Linked DNA regions of Homo sapiens: regions 2 and 3 are each linked to region 1. Evidence: read pairs that join two places in POLR2A ChIA-PET (ENCODE). Cell type or tissue: OCI-LY7. All regions are shown on one strand. Each heading gives the region's core, and the rest is flanking DNA. Links, peaks and the distances in the headings are about the cores only.

Evidence for each region. Peaks named below come from ENCODE experiments on the same cell type or tissue, not always from the same donor. Only the 100,000 strongest peaks of a DNase experiment are listed, where the experiment ranks them.
Region 2: POLR2A ChIA-PET joins it to region 1 with 5 read pairs; 2 of 35 experiments call an interaction of 5 or more read pairs at or near these places.
Region 3: POLR2A ChIA-PET joins it to region 1 with 6 read pairs; 4 of 35 experiments call an interaction of 5 or more read pairs at or near these places.

What each region holds. Positions count from the first base shown.
Region 1 is chr20:49,499,097-49,504,628 of GRCh38, reverse strand. It overlaps PTGIS (prostaglandin I2 synthase), which reads left to right. Exons shown (of 10, transcript NM_000961.4): 10 at 1-755. Among named protein-coding and RNA genes, the nearest start is that of KCNB1, 19 kb to the right of the region's middle. In OCI-LY7, for the core only: no CTCF peak of the experiment used is centred there; a DNase peak (open chromatin) is centred at 2,558.
Region 2 is chr20:49,641,443-49,643,942 of GRCh38, reverse strand. It overlaps B4GALT5 (beta-1,4-galactosyltransferase 5), which reads left to right. Exons shown (of 9, transcript NM_004776.4): 4 at 293-417; 5 at 1,359-1,475. Among named protein-coding and RNA genes, the nearest start is that of B4GALT5, 71 kb to the left of the region's middle. In OCI-LY7, for the core only: no CTCF peak of the experiment used is centred there; no DNase peak of the experiment used is centred there.
Region 3 is chr20:49,260,288-49,265,819 of GRCh38, reverse strand. ZNFX1 (zinc finger NFX1-type containing 1) reads left to right here. Exons shown (of 14, transcript NM_021035.3): 5 at 956-1,104; 6 at 2,337-2,486; 7 at 5,243-5,357. Among named protein-coding and RNA genes, the nearest start is that of ZNFX1, 15 kb to the left of the region's middle. In OCI-LY7, for the core only: no CTCF peak of the experiment used is centred there; no DNase peak of the experiment used is centred there.

The sequences.
Region 1 (5,532 bases), core at 1,611-4,110:
TCCACCTCCTGGGTTTAAGCAATGCTTCTGCCTCAGCTTCCCAAGTAGCTGAGATTACAGGCGCACACCACCACGCCCAACTGATTTTTGTATTTTTAGTAGAGACGGGGTTTCCCCATGTTGGTCAGGCTGGTCTCGAACTCCTGACCTCGTGATTTGCCTGCCTGGGCCTCCCAAAGTGCTAGGATTACAGGCATGAGCCACCATGCCCGGCCTAAACTTTGTTTTTAAAATGAACTTTTTTTCCCCCCAATTGCTGCCAATAGTGGATAACATGTATCACTCACTGCCAAAAATAGAAAGTGACCATGAAAAATAAATTCGCTGGGGAAGGGGGCTCCATGCTGGTGTGGCCAAGGCTGAGAGCTCTCTCTTCTCTGTTACAAAACGAGATAAGCAAGTGTTAGAATTGCCTTAAGGCCACACTGGCATCTCCCTGACCTTCTCCAGGGACAGAAGCAGGAGTAAGTTTCTCATCCCATGGGCGACCAGGGCCATCTCCTCCCACCAGTGGCCCCCACTCACAGGGAGCTGGCAATGCCCTACCTGCCTGTTCTCCAGATGGAGAAACAGGCTCTGAGATTTCACAGGTCTTGCCCAAAGTCATTGATTTTGATGATTAAAAAGAATAAACACAGTGTTTCCTGAGTAGCAGTGATTGTTATGCCTTGCTATTTTAATAAAGATTCTATTTTCGTATAACATTGTCAAGTGGAAACATGCTGAAATCTATTAAACCATCTTTGTTTGTGGAACTGCCTCTGAGTGTGATTCTGATGGAGGGCATTGGCCGTGCCTGGAATGGTGAGGTCAGCTCTTGGGACAGGAGAGCACAGAGCATCTACTCTGTCCCTTGCTGTGGGCCCAGGCCTCTCACAGACAGAACTGAGTCACACCTTTACCCACCCTCCAAGGCATAGATGAGTATCCCCGTTTTTACAGAGAAAGAAACTGAGGGTCAGAGAGGTGAAGTGGTTTGCCCGAGAACGTGTGGCTAAGAGGTAATAGACCTGGAATTCAAATGCAGGACCCTCTGCTGCCTGAGACAGTGTTCAGGATCTTTCTTTCAGTGATCCTCCGGCTGGCAGCAGAGGGACTGGGTACCCATTAGAGCAGGGGTCCACAACCCCTGGGCCACGGATCAGTATAGGTCCTTGGCCTATTAAGAAATGGGCTGCACAACAGGAGGTGAATGGCGAGTGAGTGAGCAAAGCTTCATCTACATTTACAGCCACTCCCCATCACTCACATTACTGCCTGAGCTCCACCTCCTGTCAGATCAGTGGCACCATTAGATTCTCATAGGAGGGCGAACCCTATTGTGAACTGCACAGGCGAGGAATCTAGGTTTCGCACTCCTTATGAGAATCTAATGCCTGGTCATCTATCACTGTCTCCCATCACCCCCAGATGGGACCATCTAGCTGAAGGAAAACAAGCTCAGGGCTCCCACTGATTCTACATTATGGTGAGTTGTATAATTATCTCACTATTTCAAACAATGTAATAATAATATAAATAAAGTGCACAATAAACGTAATGCACTTGAACCATCCTGAAACCATACCTCCCACCCCCACCCCTGGGTCGCTGGAAGAATTGTCTTCTATGAAATCAGTCCCTGGTGCCAAAAAGGTTGGGGACTGCCGCATTAGAGGACTTTGGGGTAGACCCTGGTAACAAGCAGACAACACAAAAGCTCTCTTTAAAATTCACCGGATGCTGTCCATCCTTCACCAGAATGCATGCATTCATGTTAAAATAAAAAAGAAGGGGTGAAATGGATTAAATAAGCCTTGGGAGAAATAAAAAGAGAAATTTGGTTTTTTCTCTCAAATCTTTGTATAGAAATAATATCCCAGGGCAGATGTGCCTCACGTCAGTTTCCTCATCTGTGAGGAGGTCATGGAGGCACATCAGGTGGGATGGGATTTGGCAGTGAGTGACAGACTTCTCAAAGTAACATAGCAACATGTTATATATTAACATGCTTTCATTCAATACCACAGGTTTTTTTTTTTTTTTTTTTTTGAGATGGAGTCTTGCTCTGTCTCCCAGGCTGGAGTGCAGTGGTGAGATCTCAGCTCACTGCAACCTCCGCCTCCCGGATTCAAGGGATTCTCCTACCTCAGCCTCCTGAGTAGCTGGGATTATGGGCATGTGCCACTACACCCAGCTAATTTTTGTATTTTTAGTAGAGACGGGGTTTCACCATGTTGGCCAGGCTGGTCTTGAATTCCTGACCTCAGGTGATCTGCCCACCTCGGCCTCCCAAAGTGCTGGGATTACAGGCATGAGCCACCATGCATGGCCACATTTTTTTTTTCTCTTTCAAGCAGATACGGGAGGCCAGAGGTGGTGTGACATCTCCACAATCATGAGGTTCCCTCCTTTCTGGACCCTCTAGCATCTGTAACCAGTGGTTTCCACCTCAGGGGCCGTTATGGCTGCTTAAGCTCCAGCCATTTTGTCCACATTCCACCCAGCAGGAAAGAGGGTGAAGCAAAGAAGAGAAAAACCCCTGCATTCATCCCATTGGTCAGAACTCAATCACATGACCACAGCTTGCTGGACAGACAGGAGGCTGGGAAATGTAGTCTTTCTCTTCAGGACATCAGTATGTGCCCTCAGAGGGGTACCATACCCCAGTTTGAGAAGTGCTGCGTTATGCTCTCTTGTTTACCAGTCATGGTCTGAACCACATGGCAGGGCCAGAGGGACAGGGCTTGGCTTCCCTGAGCCGCTGACCTAGCCTTTGTTATAACCCAGGTCCTAGTGATCTGCAGCTCCAAGACTTTGGCCTTTCATACCCTTGTACCATTAAAGTCAACAGAAAGACCCAGTGTTTTATTTTGCCAGGTAAGGACATTAAGAAATACATTTACTCCTACTGTCAGCTTATGAAAGGATATTTTAATACCCCTAAAGCAGAAAGGTAGGTTTTATATTGGAATTAACACAACCACTCACTCAAAAGTCTATATTGAATAGCCCAAAAGGTGGAAACAATCCAGATGTCCACCAACTGATAAATGGATAAGCAAAATGTGATGTATCCCCCATTCCAATGGAATAATATTTGTCAATAAAAAGGAATCAAGTACTGACATATGCTACAACACAAATGAGCCTTGAAAATATTATGCTAAGAGAAAAAAGCCAGTCACAAAAGGCCACTTATTATAGGACTGAATGTACATGAAATGTCCAGAATAGGCAAATCTATAGAGACATGAAGTTGGCTAGTGGTTTCCAGGGATGGGGAAATAGGGAGAAGTAGGGAGTGACCACTAATGAAACCTACTAAAATGGATCACTGTGATGGTTGTGAAATTCTGTGAATGTACTAGTAAATGGGCAATTTTTTTTTTTTTTTTTGAGACAGGGGTCACACTTTGTCACCCAGGCTGGAGTGCAGTGGTGTGATTTCAGCTCACTGCAACCTCTGCCTCTCAGGCTCTAGCTATCCTCCCACCTCAGCCTCCTGAGTAGCTGGGACTACAGGCCTGAGCCACCATGCCTGCCTGGCTAATTTTTGTTTTTGTATATTTTGATAGAGGGGGGTTTTGCCATGTTGCCCAGGCTGGTCTCAAACTCCTGGGCTCAAATGATCCTCCCTCCTCAGCCTCGCAAAGTGCTAAGATTATAGGTGTGAGCTGCTGTTCCTGGTCATGTGGGCAAATTTTATGATATATGAATTATACCTCAAGAAAGCTGTTATGCACTTTTTAAGTAAATATTTTGAGCACCTCTCATTGTACCAGGCACTGTTCTAGACAACAGGACCCGGCAGTGAGTAACACAGACCAAAAAAATGATATATCCCTGTCTTCACGGCGCTGACATTCTCATGGGAGAAACTGTAAGAAATGAGGCAAATAAGTAAAATATAAAGCAGTTCAAATGGAGATAAGTGCTTTGGAGAAGAATAAAGGAGTCAGGAGATGGGAAGTGAGATTTGAAAGAGAGTGAGCAGGAATGGCCTCCCTGGGGGAGCTTTGAACAGAAACTCGATGGAAATGAGAGGAGCAAACCACTGGGGCATCTGAGGAAAGAATGTTCTGGAGAGATGCAATGGCAAATGTGAAGATGGGAAGCTCTGGGGCAGGTTCTAGGAGCAGGAGGGAGGCAGTGTGGCCAGCAGCCACGGAAGGCTCTGGGCAGAGAAGGGCCATGGTTTAACTTGTATTCTAGGAGGATCCATCTCACCGTGCATGCTGAGGGCTGGGAAGCTGGAGACCAGGGAGGAAGGGACTGCACTAGTCCGGGCAAGGTCTCTGCCCTCATAGATTTCACATTTGGGCAGCAGAGGCCATCCAGTAAAGAAACAAATCAGCATAAATACAGTGTCAGATGCTGAGGACAAGCAAACAGCAGGAGGTGATGGATGCTGACACGGAGATGGATGTGCCTGTGGCCTTGGAGGCAGTCAGGAAAAGTCTCCAGGCAGGTGGCGATAGGAGTTGAGATCAAGATGAGAGATCGCAGCTTTGTAAAGAACTAGAGGAAGAACATTCCAGGAGAAAGAGACTACAAATCCAAAGAACTCTAAAGAGGCAAGGGGTTTGGTGTGCTGGAGAAAGAGAGCATCCCAGGAAGGCTGTGGCTGAGTGAGGGGGTGGCAGGAGCCACTCTGGGAGCAGACCTTGTCAGGAAGAGGAGGCTGGGCTTTATGCTAAGTGCCCTGGGAAGCCATGAGAGAGTTTAAGTAGGAAAGTAAATCACCATCATCCTTTAAATGGAATCAATTTAGCTTTATACAAATCTCATTCCATTGTCCCTGTTTTTTCTCATTCATTTCATGATGGACCAGTGAAAATGCAAACACGTTATTGGTCTGGCATTTGGGAGTCATGGCCATTTGAGACATGGTTCAGAGTGTGTGTCTGCAAGGATGGGAGGGTGATGAGTTGGGGAAGAGCTGGCAGTGTACTATCTTATTGCCCCAGGACCTTCCGTGGAGCTTCACAGTGGCCTGGGAGAGACAAGGCAGGTGCACCCATGCTATAGTTAGGATGTTTGACCTTTGCAAACCTCATGTTGAAATTTGATTCCCAATGTTGGAGGTGTGGTCTAATGGGAGGGGTTTGGGTCATGGGAGTTGATCCCTCATGAAAGGCCTGGTGCCCTCCCCATGGTAAGAAGTGAGTTCTCACTCTAGTAGTTCCTGCAAGAGCTGGTTGTTGAAAAGAGCCGGTGCCTCCCTTGCCTCTTTCTTGCTTCCTCTCTTGCCATGAGGTCTCTGCACACACGGGCTGCCCTTCCCCTTTCAGCATGAGTGGAAGCAGCCTGAGGCCCTCACCAGAAGCAGATGCCAGTGCCACATCTTGTATAGCCTGCAGAACATTGAGCCAAATAAGCCTCTTTTCTCTATAAATTATGCAGCCTTAGGTATTCCTTTATAGCAACACAAATGGACTAAGACAACTCACATTATGCAAATCTGGGAGATTGACCTTTGGGACATCTGGATCCTTGGGATGAACAGGGTCTGTATGTGACTTTATTTCAGGTGTTCTAAGAGCTGACCAC
Region 2 (2,500 bases), core at 1-2,500, 140 kb before region 1:
AAAAAAAAAAAAAAAAAAAAGCTCAGCTACTGTTTTACTTAAAGTTTTCATTTCTACCTGGCCCCTGACAGAAGCAGAACTCTAAAGTCTTAATTCCTTGATTTGCCTCTTCACCTTGAAAATAGTGAGGAACTGAAATACGGTGAGATGGAAAGCAGAGGAAGGGACTTCCATCCTTGCTAAAAACAAATTCAGCTGAAAAAGCATTGCGCTCTCCAGAGACTAAAACCCCAGGCATAGGGAAACCTATCATTTTCTGACCTCTTAATCCCTTTTCCCCGTCTCTGTTCAGAGGGCCCAATAGACATAAACATGAGTGAAATTGGAATGGATTACATTCATGAACTCTTCTCCAAAGACCCAACCATCAAGCTCGGAGGTCACTGGAAGCCTTCTGATTGCATGCCTCGGTGGAAGGTAGGGTGTGAAGTCACAGCCAAAATGCTGAGAAGCCCACCTGGGGTTTGCCTTTGGTCCGAATCACCATGGGATTAGCTAACCATGACATTTTGTCATTTTCATCCTACCATTCCATGCAAATGTAGAAACATTTTAGAGGAATGGGTTTCCACAAGGACTCTTTTTGTAGATACAGAAATTTGCATTATTCTGATGACCGAGCAAGACCCTTTGGTCTTCCCACCAGGAATATTAACAAAGCAAGGGGATGAGGGCGTTGGTGGTCTCTAATGACCCATTTGCAGAAGTCATCTACAGAGTCAGTGCTTCATTCCTGTTCTCCATTGGTTACTACAAGATTAGTGGATTAAAAAGCAAAGTTACCTGGCTTGACATTGAGATTTAGTTTTTTTCTGCCTGACCATAGTCAGAAGACATCAGTAGTTTTCGTTAAGCTGTGACCCCAGCTGAAGTCCATTCTTTCAACAAGTATCTATTAAAATGCGTATTCTGTGCCAGCCTCGTTAAGTGCTGCTGATGCAGCAGATCTGGAACACATCAGTATCCAGCCCATCGCTGGGAAATAAAAACAGTTGAATAACCAGCATTTGTACATTGCACATTGTAAGGGGAAATACTGTTTTGTGAAGCTTGTTTTAATTGTAAGTTTATAGATGTATTTTTGTCACAGTGTAGAATGTGTGTTTTCCTATGAGTTATGGCCTAGAATAAATTATAGGCCTACTATGTACTATAAGATATGGTATATGTAAGAATCACATTCATCTAGGTCCAAGGGCCAACTTGCCAACATAGATCTTTGTTTAGAGAAAGCTGAGGACAAGATAGCCAGCCTCCCAGAACTCCCATGGGTTGGTCAGCAATTCATCAGGGGTGTCCTGCTAAGGAGTGAAAGCTGAGAGTCCTAACTGTGCTTCTTTTGCTGTAATCCACTCCAGGTGGCGATCCTTATCCCCTTCCGGAACCGCCACGAGCACCTCCCAGTCCTGTTCAGACACCTGCTTCCCATGCTCCAGCGCCAGCGCTTGCAGTTTGCATTTTATGTGGTTGAACAAGTGAGTAGTCCTTTCTTTTCCTTTCTTTTTTCTCTTCTGAGACAGCAGTTTAGGTTGCTGCAAGCTAATCCACTGTTGGTGTGAAGAGCCAATAAAACTGAAATCTTAGGATCGAGTTGCCTGAGGTTTGAAGGGGGAGCAGAGAGCAATTCTGTGCTCCTGGTTTGAGATGTCTGTTGCCCAGTACTGGGCACACTTGAATCCAGGAGAGAGCTTTGTTGGCTCATGAACAAAGGCCTCTTGTATTATGGTTTTGTTGGTGCCTGCAGGCTCCAGACCCAGGAAGTTCCCCTTAAGATAAAGAGCTGCAGCAAGGTACAGCACAGAGGATGTGGCCTTGGAGTCAAGAGACCTCAGTGCTTGTCATGTCTGCTGTTAATCAACCAAGTGGCCTGGGACATTTGCAAACTTCTCTAAGCCTGAGGGTTTGGTTTTGTTTTAATCTTAAAAATATTGGTAGGGAACCAGATATAGAGGTCACAAACTGAAGAAGACCGCATGGCAAATTCAGTCTGTAAATCTTTTTTTTTTTGGTCCTGCATATATTTTATTTGCCTTTAGATGGAACATGACTGTCCTACTGTGGTTTTCTCTTGCCGGGCCTACTTTATATGTTTACATTACTGACTTGGCTTCTGTAGGCATTTTGAAGTATGTGATCCTTGAACTAGAGGTGCTATATCCATAGATAAACAAAAGGTTGACAGATTTCCCTGAATACACTGATCGTCAGTCTGAGGGTCTTTTGCATGCTCACCTCTCTCTATGGGCACACTTTTGAGTCTCACAGTCTGAGTTGCTGTTAAGTGGTCACCCTGGAGCTTGCCTTATACTGGAGTGAGAAAAAAGCTGAGCACCACTGTTCAGCAAGGCTGGGCATCTGGGAAATGCTAACGGTCTATCTGCCGGTCCTAAGTTGGGTATTTTGATAGTGGCAAGGGGGAGTCAATGTAGCTGTAACACTAATTAGGCTGTTAACTGATTTGAACTGGTTTCTTCATGAGCCACTGAATTCTTTGTCCATA
Region 3 (5,532 bases), core at 1,434-3,933, 240 kb after region 1:
CCTGGCCCTACTCATTCTTCTGGTCCCACTTTAAATCTCTCTTCTCAGGTGGACTTTTTCTATAGCCCCAAAGTGAAGTCTCTTTTGCATTTTTTATTTTTTTATAATCTATTTTATGTATCGCTACCCTAGATGAGGATTGGTCCTTTTCTTGCTGTATTCACATATCCTGGCACATATTAGGCACTCAAAAAATACTAAATAACATTAATGGATGAATAAATATATGCTTTTCCTTTATTTTTATTCTTCTATACCTCCCTTTCACCTAGATAAATCTTTATTCTTAGAGTCTGAGTTTAAATATTAGATTCTTAAAAATAGATCCCTACCCCACCCAGACTAGGTAATGTCCCCTGCTACCAGTACTCACTACATTTATTGCTGCCGTATTAATTATTTAATGAGTAACTTCCTGCCAGAGACAAAGAAATGATAACAAATCAGAAACTGGGCCTATGTTTCTACTGCTATATCTTCAGAACTTGGCACATGCCTAAAACATATGAGCAATCAGTAAATCTGCAGAGTGAAAAATATGTAACATATCCTGGGTGCTTGCTTTGTGCTGGGCCCTAGCTAGGAGCTTTAAAGATTTTCTTTCATTTATCCAGACTGTAGCCCTATATGGGAGATATTGCCATCTCTAAATCACAGACAGAGAAACTGAGACTCAAGTCACTTGCCCCAGGTTACACAGCAATAAGTGGTAGAGCTAAGAGTTGGATCCCTAGTTGTCTGATTCCAGAACCTGTACTCTTTAAGTGCTACACTTTACTGCTCTGCAGGTCACATCTTCTCGGGGACCTTCTCACTCATTAATGGGGTAAATTTCCTTTAAGCACAAGTTTATTCTCTAAGGGACCAGACTAGATCCCAAATACACACAGCTCTCACCTGAGAGAACCTAGCATAAGCTCCTCTCAACCCTGCCATGCTCCACTTTGTTCCACAGGCATCTACAATTGTCAGAAGACCAGCATTGTGCGGGTGGGTGGAAGGAGCAACAGTGAAATCCTGAAGCAGTTCACCCTAAGGGAGCTGAGGAACAAGCGGGAATTCCGCCGCAACCTCCCCATGCACCTCCGAAGGGCCTACATGAGTGTAAGTCCCAGCTCTGAAATATCTGGGGTAGTTCAAGAGGGACCTAAACAAGATAGCAGTGGCTTTCTGGGTAGGCAGCCCAGGGTAGATTTGGAGGCTCCTCAAAGCTCTGGAGGACCCAGGTTCCTTTCAGCATTCTATTCTGCCAATCCCTTGGTATGACCTTTGCCTTCACAATCCAAGATGGAGAAAAGACAAGGAAACACTGCCCATCCCCACCCTACCTTAACGCTCCTTCCCCCATACCACCCACAGCACCTCTGTGTACAGCCAACTGACCAGGGAAATGTCATCTTTTAGCTGGGCAGCAATGTGCCCAGTCAAAAATCTGAGTTCTTATTACTAAGGAAAAGAGAGAGAACAGATATTGTGAGCCTTGAAGTCTCTCCCACAGTATTCTTGGCCTGTTTGTTTTTCTGTTGTGTAGGTTGAGCATCTCAAATTGGAAAATCCAAATCCAAAACTTTCTGAGTGCCAACATTATTTCTTTTTTTGAGACAGGGTCTTGCTCAGTCACCCAGGCTGGAGTGCAGTGGCACAATCTCGGCTCACTGCAACCTCCACCTCCTAGGTTCAAGCGATTCTCTTGCCTCAGCCTCCTGAGTAGCTGGGATTACAGGCGCCCGCCATCACACCTGGCTAATTTTTGTATTTTTAGTAGAGACAAGATTTCACCATGTTGGCCAGGCTGGTCTCGATCTCTTGACCTCATGGTCCACCCGCCTCGGCCTCCCAAAGTGCTGGGATTACAGGCGTGAGCCACCGCGCCCGGCCCAACATTATTTCACATTTTGGATTTCCAGATTTGCAATGCTCAACCAGTAAGTATAAACGCAAATATTCCAAAATCTGAAACACTTCTAGTCCCAAGCATTTTGGATAAGGGATATTCAACCTGCCACCACGCCTGGCTAATTTTTGCATTTTTAGTAGAGACAGTGTTTTGCCATGTTGGCCAGGCTGGTCTTGAACTACAGACCTCAAGTGATCCACCTGCCTTGGCCTCCTAAAATGCTGGTATTACAGGCATGAGCCACCACACTCAACCGATACTAGTTCTTTGGTTTCAAGACCACAATAATGTGCCTTGGGAAATTGGTTTGTTGACCAGTCTATTTATTTATTCTCCCTCCTTACTGTTCCTGTCTTAGCTTTGCTTTCCCTCAAGGTGAGGACTGAGTTTGGGGGATGATGATATTTCCTCATCATTTCTTTCCCTCTGTTCTTGGAAGATCATGACACAGATGAAGGAGTCAGAGCAAGAGCTTCATGAAGGAGCCAAGACCCTGGAGTGCACCATGCGTGGTGTCCTACGGGAACAGTACCTGCAGAAGTACATCTCACCCCAGCACTGGGAAAGTCTCATGAATGGACCAGTGCAGGTAGGGGTCATCCTGGGGGACACAAATATGTCTCTGGCCTCAGTACTTTGAGGTAGCCTCCAGGAGAAGCATCAGTCCAAAACTTTACCTGTTTGATAATCTGATGCTGCCACAATGTGTAAAGTTCCCTTTTGTGATGAGAGGCAGCTGAATATGCTGGTCAGGAACAAAACTCGAACCAGCCTGTTGGGTTTTAGTCTGAGCTTGGCTCTGGACAAGTTACTTAATTTTCTGTGGCTGTTTCCCCTTTTATAAAATGGGGATAATAATAAGCATTAAGTTGAACCATATGAAATTGCCAACATCTGTAATATTGATTTGCAAAAAAGGCAATTTCTTACAGATCTTTGTTCTTACAGGATTGTTATTTAGATGAGCAAGGTGATATTTGTAAACTTATTAATTTAGTAACTGTACTATAAGTGTTTGTTAAATGAAATGAAGAAAATCATAACCAGAGGCAAACTAGCACAGATAGAGAACTTGGGAGTTGATAGATATAGTCATGCAGACTGACTGTGTGACTTGGGTTCATGTGATCCTCAGCAATCAAACATGGATAATAATAATGCCTACCTTCAAAAGATATGGTAAGAAATAACTGAGACAGTCTCTGTAAAGTGGCAGGCTAGGAACCCAGTGAAATGGTAGCTTTGTTACCATTAGGTTGCTGATTTACAGGATTACAAACCAAAAGCTTACAGAGGTCATTCAGGTCTTACAAATAAGTGAAGCAATCTAGATTTGAAATATTAAGAAGCGGAGAGGACTGTGGCAAACTAGAACAGATGTGGTAGCAACCCAGCTCCAGCCATTTGTTGCCATTCAGTAATAAACAGTCATTGCTGCCATAGCTCCTGATTTTGTCAAAATAGGCTGGAAAATTTTTTTAATTCTTTTTTTTTTTTCTTCTTTTTTTTTTTTTTGAGACAGAGTTCTCACTCTCTCACCCCAGGCTGCAGTGCAATGGCGCGATCTTGGCTTACTACAACCTCCGCCTCCCGGGTTCAAGCGATTCTCTTACCTTGGCCTCTTGAGTAGCTAGGATTACAGGCACCTGCCATCATGCCTGGCTAATTTTTGTAGAGACAGGGTTTCACCACATTCGCCAGGCTGGTCTTGAACTCCTGACCTCAGGTGACCCGCCCACCTCGGCTCTCCAAAGTGCTGGGATTATAGGCATGAGCCACCGTGCCCAGCCCTTTGATTTTTAAAATTCTATACAAGTCATGTTAAATGTTCCAGTTGCCCAAGGAGATGCCAGTTCACAGCCTCTGAACTTTTTTTTTTTTTAACAATATGATGTTTCTTTTTTAATTTTTTTTTTAACTTTTAAGTTCAGGGGTACGTGTGCAGGTTTGTTACGTAGGTAAACTTGTGTCATGAGGCCAAGCGCGCAGTGGCTCACGCCTGTAATCCCAGCACTTTGGGAGGCCGAGGCAGGCGGATCACGAGGTCAGGAGATTGAGACCATCCTGGCTAACACGCTGAAACCCCGTCTCTACTAAAAAAATAAAAAAATTAGCCGGGCATGGTGGCGGGCGCCTGTAGTCCCAGCTACTCAGGAGGCTGAGGCAGGAGAATGGTGTGAACCTGGGAGGCAGAGCTTGCAGTGAGCCGAGATCGTGCCACTGCACTCCAGCCTGGGCGACAGAGCAAGACTGTCTCAAAAAAAAAAAAAAAAACTTGTGTCATGGCGGTTTGTTGTACATCACCTAGATATTAAGCCTAGTACTCATCAGTTATTTTTCCTGCTCCTCTCCCTCCTCCCATCCTCCACCCTTCAATAGGCCCCAGTGTGTTGATCCCCTCTATGTGACCATGTGTTCTCATCATTTAACTTATAAGTGAGAACATGCAGTATTTGGTTTTCTGTTCTTGTGTTAGTTTGCTAAAGATAATGCCCTCAAACTCCATTCAGGTCCTCGCAAAGGACATGATCTCATTCTTTTTTATGGCTGCATAGTATTCCATGGTATATATGTACCACGTTTTCTTTATCCAGTCCTTCATTGATGCGCATTTAGGTTGATTAGATGTCTTTGCTGTTGTGAATAGTACAGCCTATAAACTTTAAGGGAATTACTTTTGATTCTTTTTTCTTTTGAGATAGGGTCTTGAGCCCAGGCTGGAGGGCAGTGGCATAATCATAGCTCACTGCAGCCTCGGCCTCCTGGGCTCAAGCAGTCCTCCCACCTCAGCCTCCTGGGTAACTGGGATTATATGTGCATGCCATCACACCCAGCTTTTTTGAGACAGAATCTTGCTTTTGTCACCCAGGCCGGAGTGTAGTGGCACAATCTCCACTCACTGCAACCTCTGCCTCCCGGGTTCAAGCAGTTCTTCTGCCTCAACCTCCTGAGTAGCTGGGACTACAGGCATGCACCACTATGCCTGGCTAATTTTTGTAGTTTTAATAAAGACAGGGTTTCACCATGTTGGCCAGGCTGGTCTCAAACTCGTGACCTCAGGTGATCCGCCTGCCTCAGCCTCCCAAAGTGTTGGGATTACAGGCGCAAGCCACCACGCCCAGTCTTTTTTTTTTCTCTCTTTTTAAAGACATAGGGTCTCACCGTATTGCCCAGGCTGGTCTTGAATTTCTGGGCTCAGGCAGTCTTCCTGCCTTGGCCTTCCAAATTGCTGGGATTACAGGCATGAGCTACCATGCCCCAATCTGCTTTTGATTCTTTGAGGAGACCCAGCCTTCACATTGGTTGTCATAGAATCCTCACAAATGATCATTCTTCTTTCCTTAGGATAGTGAATGGATTTGCTTCCAGCACTGGAAGCATTCCATGATGCTGGAGTGGCTAGGTCTTGGTGTCGGTTCTTTCACGCAAAGTGTTTCTCCAGCAGGACCTGAGAATACAGGTAAGAAGTGCATGTCTTCCTAGAATCAAATCTTAACGTAGAATATAGTAAATACCAGAACAGTGAGACTTAAAAATAATTCCCAGAATAAATAAAGAGCTATGAGTCAATCAGAGAAAGACAAATAGCTTAATATAAGGAAAAGAGATAAAATACTTTTTTTTTTTTTTTTTGA